Linked DNA regions of Homo sapiens: region 1 is linked to region 2. The links are chromatin loops, found by intact Hi-C in ENCODE. Cell type or tissue: B cell. All regions are shown on one strand.

The links. A loop is a pair of places that touch in the nucleus more often than their neighbours do. Peaks named below come from ENCODE experiments on the same cell type or tissue, not always from the same donor. Only the 100,000 strongest peaks of a DNase experiment are listed, where the experiment ranks them.
Region 1: a loop joins it to region 2, with 3 times the contacts of the local background. A loop is called at or near these places in 2 of 110 quality-filtered maps.

Annotation. Positions count from the first base shown.
Region 1 is chr7:155,006,352-155,014,351 of GRCh38, forward strand. No RefSeq gene overlaps it. Among named protein-coding and RNA genes, the nearest start is that of PAXIP1-DT, 6.9 kb to the left of the region's middle. In B cell, CTCF peaks have their summits at 1,784 (motif pointing left), 3,452 and 3,654; DNase peaks (open chromatin) are centred at 1,780 and 3,410.
Region 2 is chr7:155,376,512-155,384,511 of GRCh38, forward strand. It overlaps LINC03010 (long intergenic non-protein coding RNA 3010), which reads left to right and starts at 5,565. Exons shown (of 3, transcript NR_147174.1): 1 at 5,565-5,804. RefSeq lists enhancers at 1,575-2,075, 4,811-5,622, 5,623-6,434. In B cell, CTCF peaks have their summits at 3,799 and 4,002; DNase peaks (open chromatin) are centred at 1,580, 3,800, 4,680, 5,630 and 2 weaker places; H3K4me3 peaks cover 693 bases; H3K27me3 peaks cover 7,041 bases.

The sequences.
Region 1 (8,000 bases), 370 kb before region 2:
AAAATTAGCTGGGCATGGTGGCGTGCACCTGTAATCCTACCTTCTTGGGAAGCTGAGGCAGGAGAATCACTTGAACCCGGGAAGCAGAGGTTGCAGAGAGCAGAGATCACACCACTGCACTCCAGCTTAGGTGGCAGAGTGAGACTCTAAATAAATAAATAAATCTGCTATTTAAAACCCCATCACCTAGTCAGTATTTGTAAAATATCACACGTGAACTGTGCAAGGCGGTCCACACAAGTGGATCTTACGGCAACAGCATCAGGAAGGCCTGGAGGCAGTGTCACACTCACTCACTGAGTCTCCAATACTACTGCTTGGCCAGTAATGAAAAATAAAAATGTTTACATTAGGTTAATTTCATGTGGATAAAGGATGCTCTGAGGCAGTCTAAAAAACTAGCATCCTGACATCATGAAGAGTAACCCATCTAGCAGAGGACGTAAAGATGGCAAGTCAATATTTAAAGGCAAGCGGTAAACTCAGAAATTATCTTCCCCAAAATGGCCATATGCAAAGTTATAGGAACAAAATATCATGTTGACAGTGCTGTATCTTATTCACAGTTAAATAAAATTCTTATCACTGGTTTTGTGACACTTTAAGGATGACCCATTTTAGGGTGATAGCTATCAGTTTATTAAACAGAAGCTATGCATTTGTTTAATTTGAAGCATATACCACTTCCAAATATGACACTGAGCATTAATATTTTTAGACTTCCCCCAGGTAAATTAAAAGCATGATCATTTTGTTGATAATCAGCCTTTGGAGAATTAAACAGCCTGCTTACTGCCAGTGCTAGTTCAGTAAATATGTTTCTCATTTTCTATTTGGCAAAATTAGATAACCTAAGCCTAGGAAAAATAAAAAATTAGAAAAAAAAAAGTAGATTTGGGGATATTTAACTCAAATTGCCCTTACTGGTGGAAACTCGAGGCAGTTACTTAGATTATTTCCAAATGGCTTTTTTTAAATGTATTTCTATATTGTATACAACAGTCTCAGTCTTCATCTCTCCTGTTCAGCTATCCATACATCCCTTAAAATTAGATATTTTTAATGTTTAGTAAACCTTCAGTTTGGGTTTATAGACAACATTTAACCTTCTCATGAAAGGGTCAGAATACTCCAGTTGCAGGCACAAACAGGCCATAGTTTAGTTGAAGGAGAAACTGCGAACTCAAAGGAGCACTGCTTCTCTGCAGGAAAGATCCCGTCAGTGGACCTGCGGGGCACAGCTGCCACCAGTGTCATGTAGCTATTCAGTGTCGGAAAACTAGAAATCACAAGTGAAGAGAAATTGTAAATTACCTCAAATTCTATGCCCAGAAGCAACCACTATGGAAATCCTTCTAGACATTGTCCCGTATAAATATATTTCCCTAAAAAAAATTATACCCCATACTCTGCCACTTCAAAAAAATCAAGACTGTTTTTCCATGTCAATAAATATCTATATCATTTAATGAATACATAATACTCCCTTGTTTGAATGTACAATATTCTGTATTGTTGCACATTTGTTGTTTCCAATTTAACAATTACAGTACTCCAATGAAGCAATCATCTTAAAATACATGTATAACGTATTATAATGTTCCATCCTTTAAGGTTAGAAACGACGTCCCATACCTGTCTCCCGTCACTCTGAGAACAGTGCGGTAACAGGATCAGCGATTCTCAACCATGGGCAATTTAGCCCCCTATGGCACATTTGACAACGTCTGGAGACATTTTTGGTTGTCACAACTAGGGGGTAGGGGATGCTACTGGCATCTAGTGGTGGAGGATAGGAAGCTGCTAAACATCACGCAACGCATGGGACCGTCCTCCATGACAAAGGACCCGTGCAAAATGTCAATAGTGCCACTGTTGAGAAACCCGGATTAAGATCATGTTGTAACTACATTTCAGTGGGATAAGACTTTGAAAGTTTCCACCGGGCACAGTGGCTCATGCCTGTAATCCCAACACTTTGGGTGCCCGAGGCAGGTGGATCACTTAGGTCAGGAGTTCGAGACCAGCCTGGCTAACATGGTGAAACCTCATCTCTTACTAAAAATACAAAAACTAGTTGAGCATGGTGGTGCGCACCTGTAATCCCAGCTACTCGGGAGGCTGAGGCACGAGAATGGCTTGAACCGGTGAGGTGGAGGTTGCATTGAGTCAAGATTGCACCACTGCACTCCATCCTGGGTGACAGATCTAGACTCTGTCTCAAAAAAAAACGAAAAAGAAAGTTTCTTGCACATAACGCCTTGGTGGCTTCCTTCGGACAGCTTTCTTCCAAATGGGACTTGGCTTCTGTCATGTGGCTTTGTTAGCTGTACAGATGGGGACAAAGCATGTAGAGTATCCTGCTGCAGTTTCTATGGCTGAGCTAGCAAGAGTGGCACACATACCTCCAGCCATTTCCACTGGCCAGAACCTGGTCTCCTGACACCTCCGTAAGCTGTAAAGGAGACTGCTGGGTGATGTGGTCTTCTTACACGTCCAAGAAAAGAAAATGGCATTGATGGTATCTTGCCAATTTTTGCCATTTTTGGTTTTCAAAAAAATTCTTATATGAATTAAGATTAGTGTAATATAAAACAAAATTCTCAAAGATAATTTCAAAAAAAATACCCGTTAGCTACTCAATAGATATTTGTTGAATTTGAGGTTACTGGCTTTATACATAGAGGATTAAGCGTATTCTTTTTCCCGCCTGGCCAAATGGTAAAACCCCATCTCTACTGAAAATACAAAAAAATTAGCCAGGCATGGTGGTGCACGCCTGGAATCCCAGCTACCCAGGAGACTGAGCCACAAGGATCGCTTGAACCTGGGAGGCAGAGGTTGCAGTGAGCTGAGATCATGCCAGTCTGGGCCACAAAGTGAGAGTCTATCTCAAAAACAAACAACAAAGAAACAGCATTATTTTTAAAAAGCAAACACAAGGTAGTTCTCTGAGGCATGTGAGGGATGTGTTAGATGCCTTCCATTTGTCCCACTCCCCATGTCAGATCTGTACTCCATCCTGCTCCACCTTTTTCTCCGCCCCTGGGTGCTGACCTGAGCAGATTATATAAGTAGAATCCCTTGCACATTGGCTTCTAGTTGAATTTGGTCAATGGGGAGTCCCAGCAGAAAGCTGGGCAGTGAGGGGAGGGAGGAGAGAGGTATGACGGTGTTTATTTCCCAGGTTCCTCATCAGGTTGCCTTGAGCTGGCAGAGGAGCCCATTCTATACAACTCTCTCCTTCCAGGTCCTGGGAATCTTTCCTTCCTCTCATCCCTTGGACCTAGGGTGGTGAGGGCTCACCTGCTTCTCCCCACAGGTCCCTTCACTCTCCATGCATCCTGCCTACACCTTTGTAAGTAGTTCCTTGATAAACCTTCTTAGATGATTGTAATTTGAGTGTGCTGCCCCCAGTGGTGACCCTGTTGTGATGGACAGGAAACTCTTACAGGGACAATGAGAAATTCTTAAAATATTGTGTCTGCTCTCAAAAAACTAACAAATACTTGGATGCACGAGCCTAACACTAGTGGGATTCTGTAGAAATGCAGCAGAGATTTAGAAAAGAGGTTCCCATGTGCCAGAATAGCTGGGGGAAACCTCTTGGATGGAGCGGGCTGAGGGGAATAGTTCTTGAAGGGAGAGGAGAAACCACTGAAAAGAGGCCAGAATACTGATATTGCCAAATAAAAGGGTGCACATTTTGGATATTAAATAACTGATGATTTAAGATAGAAATGGGGAGTAATAAGAAATAATAGACTGTGTCTAGCGTATGAAGATCTTGAGACCTCATCAGAGGAAGTTGTTGCATTTGAGACTTAGCATAATTCTGTGGCTGTGAAAACAGAAAAGAAAATTGCTTACCAGCTATTTAAAGTTAAGTACTTTGTGACAAGCTGGCTGTGGGATTGACTGTTTACTCATGTTGTGGGTAAACAAGAAGACATATTGAATCTTAACTCAGATTTTAACCGCTGGTACCTGTGAGTGTGACCTTATTTGGAAGTAGGGTCTTTGCCCCCATCATTAAGATGAGGTCCTACTGGATGAGGATGGGACCTAAATCCTGTCACTGGTGTTCATATAAGAAGAAGAAAATTTGAACACAGACACCCAGGAGAGTGCCAAGTGATGACCGCGACAAGGGTTGGGGTGACGTGTCTAGAAGCTGAGGAACACCAAGGTTGCGGCAGACACCAGAAGCTGGAAGAGGCCAGGACCGCCTCTCCCCTAACGCCTTCAGAGAAAGCACAGCCTGGCCACCACCTTCATCTTCGATTTCTGGCCTCCAGAACTGAGAGAATGAATGTCTATTGTTTAAGCTGCCAGTATGTGGCACTTTGTTACAGTAGCCCTAGCAAGCTAACATTCAGTATGTCTGAAGGGTAGTCAAGAGGAAGCTAGAAATTAAGATGTCGGCCCATGTTTGGAGTGGATTTAAGCCAAACAGCGTACTATGTGTGCCCTGCTAAAAATTATAATAACGAGAAATTGTTACAGCCTAAGAGTGACCCCAGGATTTGTAACTGACGTTGAGTGCCCAAGAACTGCGTGATAAGTCTATTAAGATAAAATTATTTCAAGTCCTCACTTTCGTTTCTTTACGTTTTCTCTCTTTTCCTATTAGCATATACACATCCAGTGGTCATTTGAAGCCCGGGTGCGTCAAGTGGTAAAAGCTTTCCCTGCTAGCTTATGCTGTGGGAACTAACTCCCAAAGTTCAGTGGCTTCAACAAAGCTCGCTTCTCACTCATGTGTTGGGCAGGCGTGGCTCTGCTGCTCTTTTTTCTGGAAACTCTGCAGAAGGCATAGGCAGTTCTAGTGACCAAGGGGAAAGAAGAATGGCAGAACCGCGTAATAGCTATAAAAATTCTCTCTGGAATTCACACACATTCCATTTGAAAGTCAGTCTCATTGCCAAACCTGATGTCAATGTGGAAGTGAATCTGTTCCTGCCACAGGAAGTTACTCCAGGTCATGGCAGAGTGGGCAGGGGTATGTCATCCTCTTCCTGGGAATACAGCAGGTAACTGAGGACAGCAGTATGTTCTACCCATGTTCCCTCTCAGTCACAAATGTGAATGTGTGTCCCTTCTGCACTCCACATCTGTGTCTTTTGAGAAGAAATTGCAAAAATTCCACTCAATTATAGCATCAGGCCCAAAGTGCAGGCACTCATGGGGGCCTCTACAGCAACTCTAGATGTGTCTTCTCTCAGTCTAGTCACAGATGGATGCCCGTCTTCCCCGACGTGCGGTGGAGCTGGGAAAGATCACTCCATTGAGAACAGGGAGAATGAATGCAGCCTGACCCAGTCACTGGTCCAGAGCGCTACGGACATCCCCGTGGGTGGATGTGGGAAGGGTTCCCCACCTCAACTGCCACTACCAGTTAAACTTCAATAAATTACGTTGCAGCTACACAAAACTTCTGAATCTCATGAGTCTGTGCTCACAGGCACAAGGGTGAGGTTCGAGGAGTTAGCTTGTGAAGCTACTTGATCACTGCGGGGTGAGAACCCATGGGTAAAAGCTTTCCTTTCTTTGCCCCATTTTTTGAGACATTTCACCAGGCTCCTCAGAAAAGGCCCCATTGATCTTGCACTGAGTCCCATTGGGTGGCCAGTTTGGTCACACATCCCACCCTCCCTGTTTCACCCCCTGCACCTGCACCCCTGCTCCCTGGGGTCACTTTCCCAGTTAAACAATTTGCACACAAGCCCTTGCTCAGGCCCTGCTCTGAGAGGGGCAATTCAGAGAACCCAAGCCAGAGCCAAAGCAAGTCACAAGGTGAAGCCCGCAGTGAACAGGGCAGGAACTGTAATCCTACAGGAAAGCAACCCATGGTGGGGAACAACACGCAACAAGCGACTGCAGTGGAAAAGTGGTGTTGTGGCTCTTGTTTCTTTGGTTGGGTTTTGGTTGTGGCTAAAGGCACAGTTCACAGTCCTCCGAGAGCATCTTAAGAGTTAGGATAATGCCATGGTTTCTAGTACATCACAGTGGACTTTCATTATTCAGAACTGTGTCATCTGCCCAGCAAGTAATTCCCTATAGTTTTCCAGAAAGCATTAATATGTTTACCAATTGCTGGTTCTTTAAAGTTAATGATTCTTCACACTGTGTTATCTACATTTGTCTGGGGCAGCTAAATTACTCCCAGTAACTTTGCACACACAACTGAGCACTAGCTTAACTGACATCATTAGGTGGCATCTAGAAGCTGTACTTGTTCAGATTCTGTGAACCAGCAGGGAGACAGCCCAGCATGGGACTCGTACCTGCATCTTCTCAGAAAGAGGCGTGTATACACAGAGGAACGGCTTCTTTTACAAAACAGTTGATTTAGACCTAACCTTTGTAGGTCTAGCATAGAGATGGACAAGTCCTAGGACTAAAACGAAAATACTAATCTAGGAAATAACAAAATTTTCTAAGTCAGGAGTGGCCAGCCTGTAGGGTGATTGAAGACTTCTATTGTTTCATTTATCGCCTTTGAAGCATGTGAAAATAAAACTGTTGTCACAAATTGTATTGGTCATTTGATTAAAAACACCCAGCAGCATTAACATGCCAATTGAACACACTTGTTTACACTAATTAAAAAATGAATGAATTAAGGATTCAAGTTTTGGAGAAGAAATTGTGCCCCATCTGCTTCTACTGGTGCTTTCCAACACCTTAATTAGATGGGCTACACTTAATTCCTGTGGGAGTTCCTAGGTCCCAGGTGTAGGAAATACACACTGAAGTAAGAGAGTCCTGAAATTTGGGAGATTCCCTGCAAATTGGGGCTACTCACCTTCCTGTAAGCAAGACCAAGTGTCTATCGAAGGTATTCTCTGCTGGCAAATGATTTATGGCGCTGGCTTTTGGGAATCCGTATTCGCTCACCGACTCCCACCCCGCAGAGTGCACCACGTGCTTGTCAGTTGCATGGAGCCTGAGAACAATGTAAAAAAATACTCCTGGCAGGATACCTGCTTAGATATTTTCAAGCTTAGAAAAATCATTTTTTCACACCTGTAATCCTAGCACTTTGGGAGGCCAAGGCAGGTGGATAGTTTGAGGTCAGGAGTTCGAGACCAGCCTGGCCAACGTGGTGAAAACCTGTCTCTACTAAAAATACAAAAATTAGCCAGTTGTGGTGGTGAGTGCCTGTAATCCCAGCTACTTGGGAGGCTGAGGCACGATAATCACTTAAACCCAAGAGGTGGAGGTTGCAGTGAACCGAGAGCATACTACTGCACTTCTAGCCTAGGCAACAGAGTGACTCTGTCTTAATAAGAAAAAAAAAGAAAGAAAGAAAAGAAAAATTATTTTTAATGGCACCAAGCAACCCAACCTTTTTCTTTATTTGGTTGTTGTTCTGAGACATTTCCCAGAGGTTAGGAATTTATATCCAAAAATAATGTTGACAGGCATGACAGTTTGGGGTTGAAGAGAGAATTGGGCTTGTTTGCAAAATCTCTTTAATTTATCTCAGACATTTCACCAGCTAATTAATGAAGATCCCAAGCCAAGATCTAGTTCTGTATCATAACACCCTGAAAAGATTTTAACAGCTTCTCTAACTCTAACTGCCTCGTCTGTTGCTCCTGTTTAACACTGTGTCCGTCTCCAAGATGACGGGAGTCAATCTCACTTCTTTCAGAGACTACACTAAGGTTGAGAAAGGTGAGGCCCAAGGAATTCAAGTGAGTTTCTCATTGTCACAGTTACTGGCAGAGTCTGGGTTACGCTCTCCTTTTTAGACTTATTCTAATTCATTCTTTAAAAACATTGAAAGGAAAGAGTTTTAATTTCATATACAATAGAAATAGAAAAGAGGAAAACTCTCTAAAAGTAATATTTATACTACGGAAAAATCTAACTTTATTTTGGTTGAAAAGAGTATACAGATTTATATTTTTTGTAGCTAATACATATTTCTCTTTTGGAAGTGGTTGAAGTGGAAGAGACAATTTTATGTTTAATGTCTCGCGTCAGTTTTA
Region 2 (8,000 bases):
ACACCTCTACAGAGAAGGTGTAGTCTTTCCTGGTTCCATTCCCAATAGTATGAGGGTTATGTGTGAAGTTATTTGCATTTGTGTTCTCTGTCATTTTCAAATCACGGAATTTAAGAAGTATGTATAAATAGATTAAGTGCACAATAATACAACAAACCTAAAAGAGTTGGCAAATTAAACCTTGAAATTCTTTACAAAATTCCATATCTTATAAAGGACAACCATTAAGGGGACTTTGGTGTCAATATTTTCTGTAATGCAAGCCCTTTAATACTTTTCCACCACAACCTAAATTTGTCTGTAATCAAGCTACTGAGATAGGAATGCTGCATTCTCATTTTCCTCCTCCTATAAGCCTCTGTACCAAAACATTCAAAGGCCAGGCATTTACTTTTTATTTATACATATTAAAAATTTCTTCCAGGAGTGAAGTTTCCAAACACAACGTGTCTGGACAGGAAGCAAATGTTGTTTTAGGGGAAAGTTCTAATAACCCCATTTATGCAAGCACATTAGAGCAGAAAGAATCATTTCTGTTAGTTAACATTTTTGAGCCAGAAAATTAAAAACAAATATTTAACTTCCCAATTTGGAATTCAGGCTGGCATTGACGTCTAAACTTTGACAATGCATACTCAATGAATTAAACACAATCTCTACTAGCCAAATAAAACTGCCTTCATGTGGCTCAAAATAAGTTTGAATAAACTGAAAGATAAATAAAATGCACGGGGGACACCCAGGAAGAGAGCTGATGTGTGTGAGCTTGGCCAAAAGACGGCTTTTGGACTCTGCTCAACTCAGGGGTTTTATGACACCTAATAAAGCTATACTTAGAGAAGACAAATATTCAATAAATATGAGCACATACTTACAAACATATGTACTGTTTTCACTTTTCTTCTTCCAAACCTACTTTTACAGCAGTTTATTATTGGATATGAATTTCCCCTTCTCCATTTCTCATCACAAATTAGGTGGGCTCCTAAAGCGTCCCATTTCTCCCTTTAGATTTGGGGCCCCCCAGCTGATAAAGGAGTTGTGATTGCAGGTGGATTTGATCTGATTTCCCCTGAACAGGCTGGCGGTGGGAAGCAGGCATTGGAGTCCCACGGCTCACTGGACTGCAGCAGCGAGCCCTTCACGGTTGCAAAGGAAGGAAATTCCTAGCGGGGCAACTCTTCAGCGTCCGCCCCACAGACCTAGCACGATGTCCTTTTCTGTCTCAAGATACATCTGGCTGGGCTTCCCTAAAACCGGGCTTAGTTGGACTCCTTGGACCTGGGGATGAATTCTTGCCAACTATCTCCAAATATTTCCCCTACACCATGCCAGTGCAATTCATGTCTCCAAACCCCCTCTCCTCCACAAAAACGAAACAAAACAAAACCCCAGGTCCAGGAGCTCAGGCCCAGGCCGGATCCAAGACGCGGCAGCCAGGCAGCCCCGCCGCGAGCCTGTGCGGGCTTGAGCCGGCTTGGCCCCCGGAAGCCCCAGCCCCGCGCTCGGCAGCGTGCGCCCAGCGCCCAGAAGAAGCAGCTCCAGGCGGCCGCGCTCCCCGTCCCGCCGCGGTGCGGTCGGATGCCCAGCTCGCGTCCAGACCCGCGGGATGCAGACCCGGATCAGTCAGGCTTGAGGGCTGCTCCGCATAGACCAACGTCCGGGGAAGGCACACAGTGGCCGAGGGCCCGCGCGCTTGGGCTACGGCTGTGATGGTATCTGCGCTGCTTGCGCCTTGGGGATGGGAGGCCGCCTTTGCTGACTGAAGGGCCTGAAGAGGAGGCTTCTGGGGTCCCTGTAGCCTCACCCTGGATTCACAAAATCAAACACTATCTCCTTTCCCCTTCACCACCCCCACCCCACGAATACACATGGTGAAGAGAGGTTCACTTCTGTTCCTGTTGCTGAGTTTCAGCTATGCCCCTCGGCCTCGGAGGATGGCTCACCTTTACTGTGAATTTCTAGCTGAAAGAACAATGCTGAGAACAGGGATAACAAGAGGACCTCTCTAACAAATGCATCTGCTAGTTACAAAAGGGCTGGGAAGAACGGCTCAGGGACATTCCTCCCAGACCCAAGGAAAGGGAATGGAGACACATTTTGATGTTTTCTACATACTTGGTCAACTTGCAGCTACTATAGAACCCGCTCCCCACGGCCAGCTCTTCCTCCTGTTTTAGGGAGAATTTTGTTCAACATTCTACATTCTAGGGACCCTTCCTCATCAGATTAAGTGCAGAGTTACAGCAAAATAAGTCAGAGGAGAAGGATGGGGTAGAGATGGAGCGGAAGCTGGCGCTGGAGCCACTGTGTCCTGCCGGCTGCACCTGCACTCAATCTCAGGTACCATGCTGGACAGTGGGGAAAACAAAAACCTGGAGAACAGCCCAGAAAACTCCGCCAAGGTTTTATAGCTTAAAGATGGGGAGAGGAGGAGGCAGGAAGGGTTGGGCTCTGCAGGCCTTTAGAACGATCGGAGGTCTAATGAAAATAAATACCTTGTAAACATGTGGGTACCAAGTAACCAGAAGAGAGCTTAGACCAAGAAGGTCGGGGGGTCTTTTCCCACCTGTGAGAAAATAAGAGATCCTGGAGCTCTGCAGCCTTAGCAATGAACTGGATTACTGATTAGTGTTTAGAGGCACCCATGCATGAGTTGGCAAACCAAGCCATTGAAATGTGGAATCAGCAGGATCTGGCTTTTTGAATGTCCATTACTTCTCATGTACATGCATATCTATGTTAAATATGGAAAAGAAGAAAAAATTTAAAAGAGAAACAGAACCCTGCTTTACCAGATTAATCAAAATGGAATGATAGATTCTTGAGTTTGAAATAACCCCCGCCCCAGGAATTCTCCAGCGTCTCTGCAAGAAGCTCTCAGACAGACAGCAGTTAAACAAGGTCGGCAAAACCGACTCTCAGATTCAACAAACTGCTCTTTCTGTTTCTGCAACAGGAAGAAAACATTCCACGAGCTGATGGAAGCCCTCACAGACATACATCTGTTATGGCTTTCCCAGAATCCTGACCCCTGGACAATTCTTTTGGGAACACCCTTCTCTATCTAAGGAAAATGACATTCCTAAACCCTGCCCTGCCACCTCACATATGCAGAGTCTGAAAGGGAAGCCAAAACCCCTTGGTCATCCTCACTCTCAGCCCTCTGCCCAAAAGGGGGAACTTTGATCAAATGCAACTTTCTTCTCCTTTGGCCCCAAGCTTCTGTGCCCTCAGTTCACACTCACCCAGAATGCAAAAGCATTTGGATTCAGTGCTGTCCCCTCTGGCTTTCTGTCTGTCATTTGGCCTGGAAAGGACGGTCAGAAATGCCATGGACAGTTACAATTCGACTCAGTAACTTCCACATGGCTCATGAATGTCCTTGGCCACCCGGGAACTGCAGCCCTCTGCCCCCCAAGTTAATTGCTAAATGATTTGCAAACTTAAACAATTATACATTCTCTCTTGACTTGCCCCGAAGAAATCATGTTAATTTATGACACACTCACATGATCCTGATTAACAAACCTAGACTAAATTTGCATGTGGCAAAATGCAATACAGATATATATTTTAAAAAATAATATAAGCAGGTTTTTGCCAACTCTTTTCTCCCACGGTTTAATGACCTACCATCCTGGTTCATACGTTTTTTAACACCTGACTTTGGATATTTTTTTAAAATGAATCGATTTGTAGTCATTGCCTGGCTGCCTGTGGGGAAGGAGCTCCTGCCGTTGGCAGACACCTCTGCAGCCAGGCGTGGGGTGTCCTTCCATCAAAGCAACGCCAGGGGGCAAGAAGCGTTAACAAAGCCCGGGACGCTCCGCACTCTCCCTTTATCTACCCGTGTGTGCGTGTCACACTTTCCAGGGCGAAATGTCATTTTGCAAGGTTATACATTTCCAATTCCTCATAGAGCCTTATCGCTCATCATTTACCTCTTGGGCACAAACAAACAGCCTCTTTAAATAAAGCCAGGGAAGGGAAGCATATACCTTTGTACAATTAAAAATAGCACAAGAATGCCAAAATGTATTGGACCTTGCTGTTAATCCGACTTACCTGGCTGACACTCTGGCCTAATCCTATTTTCTCCTCGCATTAGAATGACTCTACAAGGCTACGTTTTGTTCTTCGGGAGCACAGTTTACCTGGCCAGTGGGCTGAGGATCAGAGAAGCCTCACCACCTAAGGTGGGGAGAGGGGCTGCAGACTGCCCAGCCTGGCCCCAGCCTGCTGGAGGTCCCAGTGCAGAGCCTGCTTGGCGAGACAGAAAGCAAACGAAATCACTCAAGGGAAACTTCGCTGGAGACAAAACACATTCAATTTCCTGAGGATTCTGCTTTCTCTCAGGAATTATTTGCTTTTGCCGAGGCACATTAAACAAATTAAACACTAAAAATGGAAGCTCCTTTGCTTCCTGGCTCAGAAAATAGTTTTTTTTTTAAAGGATATAGTACGAACAGTAATACAAATGAAAGAAAACAGTAACACTCTAGCTCTTTAAAATAAACTCATGTGGGCACCTAAAGTCCTTTTTGGCAAATTCTTATCTTGTGGGGCAGTGCAGACAATGGGAGCTTGTGCTAAACGGCTGCTGTCACTCTGCTGACATTCCAGGAAGCTTCCACGCAGCTACTTGGGCATCTTTTCACACCTTCACCTTCCAAACCGCAGTCCCTGGTGATCCTGACTTTTGCAGCCTGGCTCTGGGTCCACACGGGGCTGGAGAAGGGGATTCGGTCTGAATGGGTTCGTGGAGGGTGGGGCAGGGGGCTGAGCTGAGGAACGCGCTGGCGAGGGAGTCAGATACTGTTACTTCGTATTTTAGGAATGTATTTCTCCTGCACACCCCTCCCTCCCCTGCCCACCCCCCTCTCCCAGTATCATTGCTCTTTGAAATGTCATGAACTTGGCGCTTTCAGACCAAACCGCCGGGCTCAGGCCCGAGACAATGGGATTGTCAGAGGGCCAGCGCGGAGCTTTTTCTGCGTGTTCACGGAGCGTTAAGCCTTTATCCCACAGAACGGCTCTGTCTGACCGGGTCAGACAAAAGCCAACTTGCATCTTCCGCTCCGAGGGGATCTGGGCAGAGCCCGGGTACAGCCCTGCGCGGCCCCAGGGAGAGGGGGGAGAGGGCGCGTGTCCCCAGCCCTGCCAAGTGGCGTGGGGAGCGCGAGGCCCTCCTCGGTCAGAGCCACCAACTCTGGTCTCCGTGGACATCCCCCTTCCCCCGCCCGCTCCCGAGGCTCTAGGGCGGCCTCCTGGCCGCTGCCTTCTCGCACCCAGGGTCTTCGGCCTGGGCTCCACACCTCAGGCCCCTCAAGTAATCGGCCTCTTGGTGGCCGGGCACTGCCTTTCCGGCTGCTCTCTGCACCCGTCTGCCCCTCCGGCCTCCCCTGGCGGCTACAGGCGTCCGGGGCCCTCGCTCCCCAGCTCCAGGCGTCCCGGGAGCCAGGCGCGCAGCGGGGCGAGTTCTCGTGTCCGTGTGAGCGCGGGCGTGTGTATGCGTGCGCGTGCACGAGCGTGAGTGTGCGTGAGCGTGAGTTTGAGTGTGCATGCGGGTGTGAATGTGTACATGTACACGAATGTGAGTGTGAGTGTGCATGAGCGTGAGCGTGCGTGTGCGTGCGAGTGTGCACGAGCGTGACTGTGAGTGTGCGTGCGTGGAAGCGCGGCGGGGAGCCTGGCTGAAGGCCTGCTGCCTGCATGGCTGTCAGAGAAAAACAGAAGTGGGAGCCTGCTGCGGGCTCCGAGAGGACTTGATGGGAGCCCTGGCGCGCGCTGGGCACCGCGCGGTGAGTGTCGGGGGTGGGGGCCGCGGGTCTCCAGCAGCCCCTGCCCTGTGCGGACCGCCGCCCCGAGGGTCCCTGCTTGCGGGTCCGGGGCTGGGCGTGCCTGGCTCCCCCTTGCCCCCTGCTCCACCGGCAGGATTCAAGGGACGAGAGCTCTGGGCTGCGGAGAGTTGCCCTGGCTGGCCCCGTCCTGCAGCAAAGGGCGGGCGGCGCGAGTGGAGTGTGCGGGGCAGGCTGGGCGGCAGAGGGAGCCCAGGGGAGCCCATGGCATGGCACCGCCAGTGTGGGCTTATGAGGAGGTGCAGGCCGGGACCTCAGGCTGTGGGCAGGACCGCAGGCAGCGGCTGGCAGGCTCCAGGCAGGCTCTGGAGGACCCGGGATTTAGGTATTTATGCAGTGAGAAGGCAGGGGTTTGGGTGTTCTTTCTCCCCTCTTCCTCCTTGGAATTCAATTTCTTCGAAGGGCAGGGGGCAGGCCGGGAGGGAGGGACAGAGAAAGAGGCCGCGAGCCACAAATGCCGCCCCCCATCTGTTCAGTAGGGCTCACTTCCTGAGGCAGGGGTCCCTAGCACAGGGTCTGGGGAAGGCAAGGTGGGGGGTATAGGCTACCCAGATAAGGAGGGACTTGCTAGGTAGTGGCCCTGGGTCTTGAGGGGCTGGTTCCATCCCGATTGGTCCCCTGGTGCCTGGAGGGCTGTGGAGGGTCCCAGGCCTAGAGTTGGGGGCTGAGTGGGAGGACGGGCCTCACAACCTGGGATTTCTTTCCAGCTTCTGGGTCTGGATCTGGGCCTCCAGTCCCCAGCTGTGAAGCAGGAAGGGAGGGAGGGAGCCTTTCTGAGACCCTCCAGCCTCTACCCTGCAGGAAGAGGTGGATGTAACCTTGAGCATAACCTTGAGCAAGTCTTCCCAGCTTTTTAGGCCTCCACTTCCTCACCTGTAAAAGGAGCTGATGGGGGTAGACCATGTCGAATGTTACTTCTGGCTGAAACATTTTTTGTTGTGTTTTGTTTTAATTTGTGCAGAGTTGGACCTACTCTCTCATGGTGCAAATTTATTTCATTTCAGTTTCCGAGGCCAGGCATAGAATCCCTGTATATTCCCAGGGACAGTGACGCCTTATGCAGAGGATGGGCAACATAGAAAATAACCCTACCTGGGGGCACAGACAACTTATTCTTTAAAATGACCAAATGAAGCTAAATTGAAACAAAATTTTTTTTAAGTGAAATGAAACCAGTGATGCTGAGACTGAGTTGGCAGGCTGGGGAGGAAGACCTGGAAGCGTGTGTGGGCTCTCTGGGGAGTGCTCCTGGCTGGGTGCGGTCTCGGGTGGCCAGGCTGGGCAGAGGCGTTTCAGGATTTGATGGGAATCTTTGGCCTTGAGCTGTCTCCCCTACCTGCAAAGGCCAAGGCCTTCCCTCCACTGGCTGAAGTTGGTTGGGCTCTGCCCATCCATCCGAGCCTGCAAATTACTCACGGGGGGCTGCTAGTGCTGCCTGTGCAGGCTGGGGCCAGATGGGAACACTTTGTGGGGGCTGGCCAGCCTGGGACAGCAAGCAGCTGCTAGATTATTCCAACCCCTTTCTGTGTTCTTCACACCAGCAGGGGCTGGGGAGGCCGAGAGCCACAGCACAGCTTCAGAGAGGCCCCTTGGAGGTGTTCACAAACCCCCTGCTTCCCAGGAGGGGCACCCAGGTGTAGTTCCAGCCTAGCCTCTTTTCCCACGCCCGCCTTCTCTGGGGGGTGTCTCTGGGGGGTGTCTGGTCTGCGGAGCAGGGTCCAGACTTGCTTGTCTCCACGCTTCTCAACGCCTCCCCTCCACTGCCTCCTGCCTGGCTTCTCAGCAGCGGTGGGTGCTGGAGGTGGACTGGGTCATCTCCCCAGCCTCCCCAGCCTCCCCAGTCCTGCTCACCTGTTGGGGAATCACTGCCTGATTGTCACTTTACCCCTCTGCATCAGCTTCCCGGCATTGCCTTAGCGAAGTGCCACAAACCGGGGGGCCTACACAACAGGAATGTGTTCCCCCACAGGACCGGAGTCCAAAGTCCAGGCGTGGGCAGGGCCCTTCCCGCCCTGTTGGCCTCTGCTGTCTCCAGGAACGCTTGCTCCCTGGGCTCAGAGGTGCAGCATCCCAAAGCCACCTCTGCCTTCGCCATGTGGCTCTCACATGGTGCGCGTCTGCCCTTCCCATCCCGGCTCC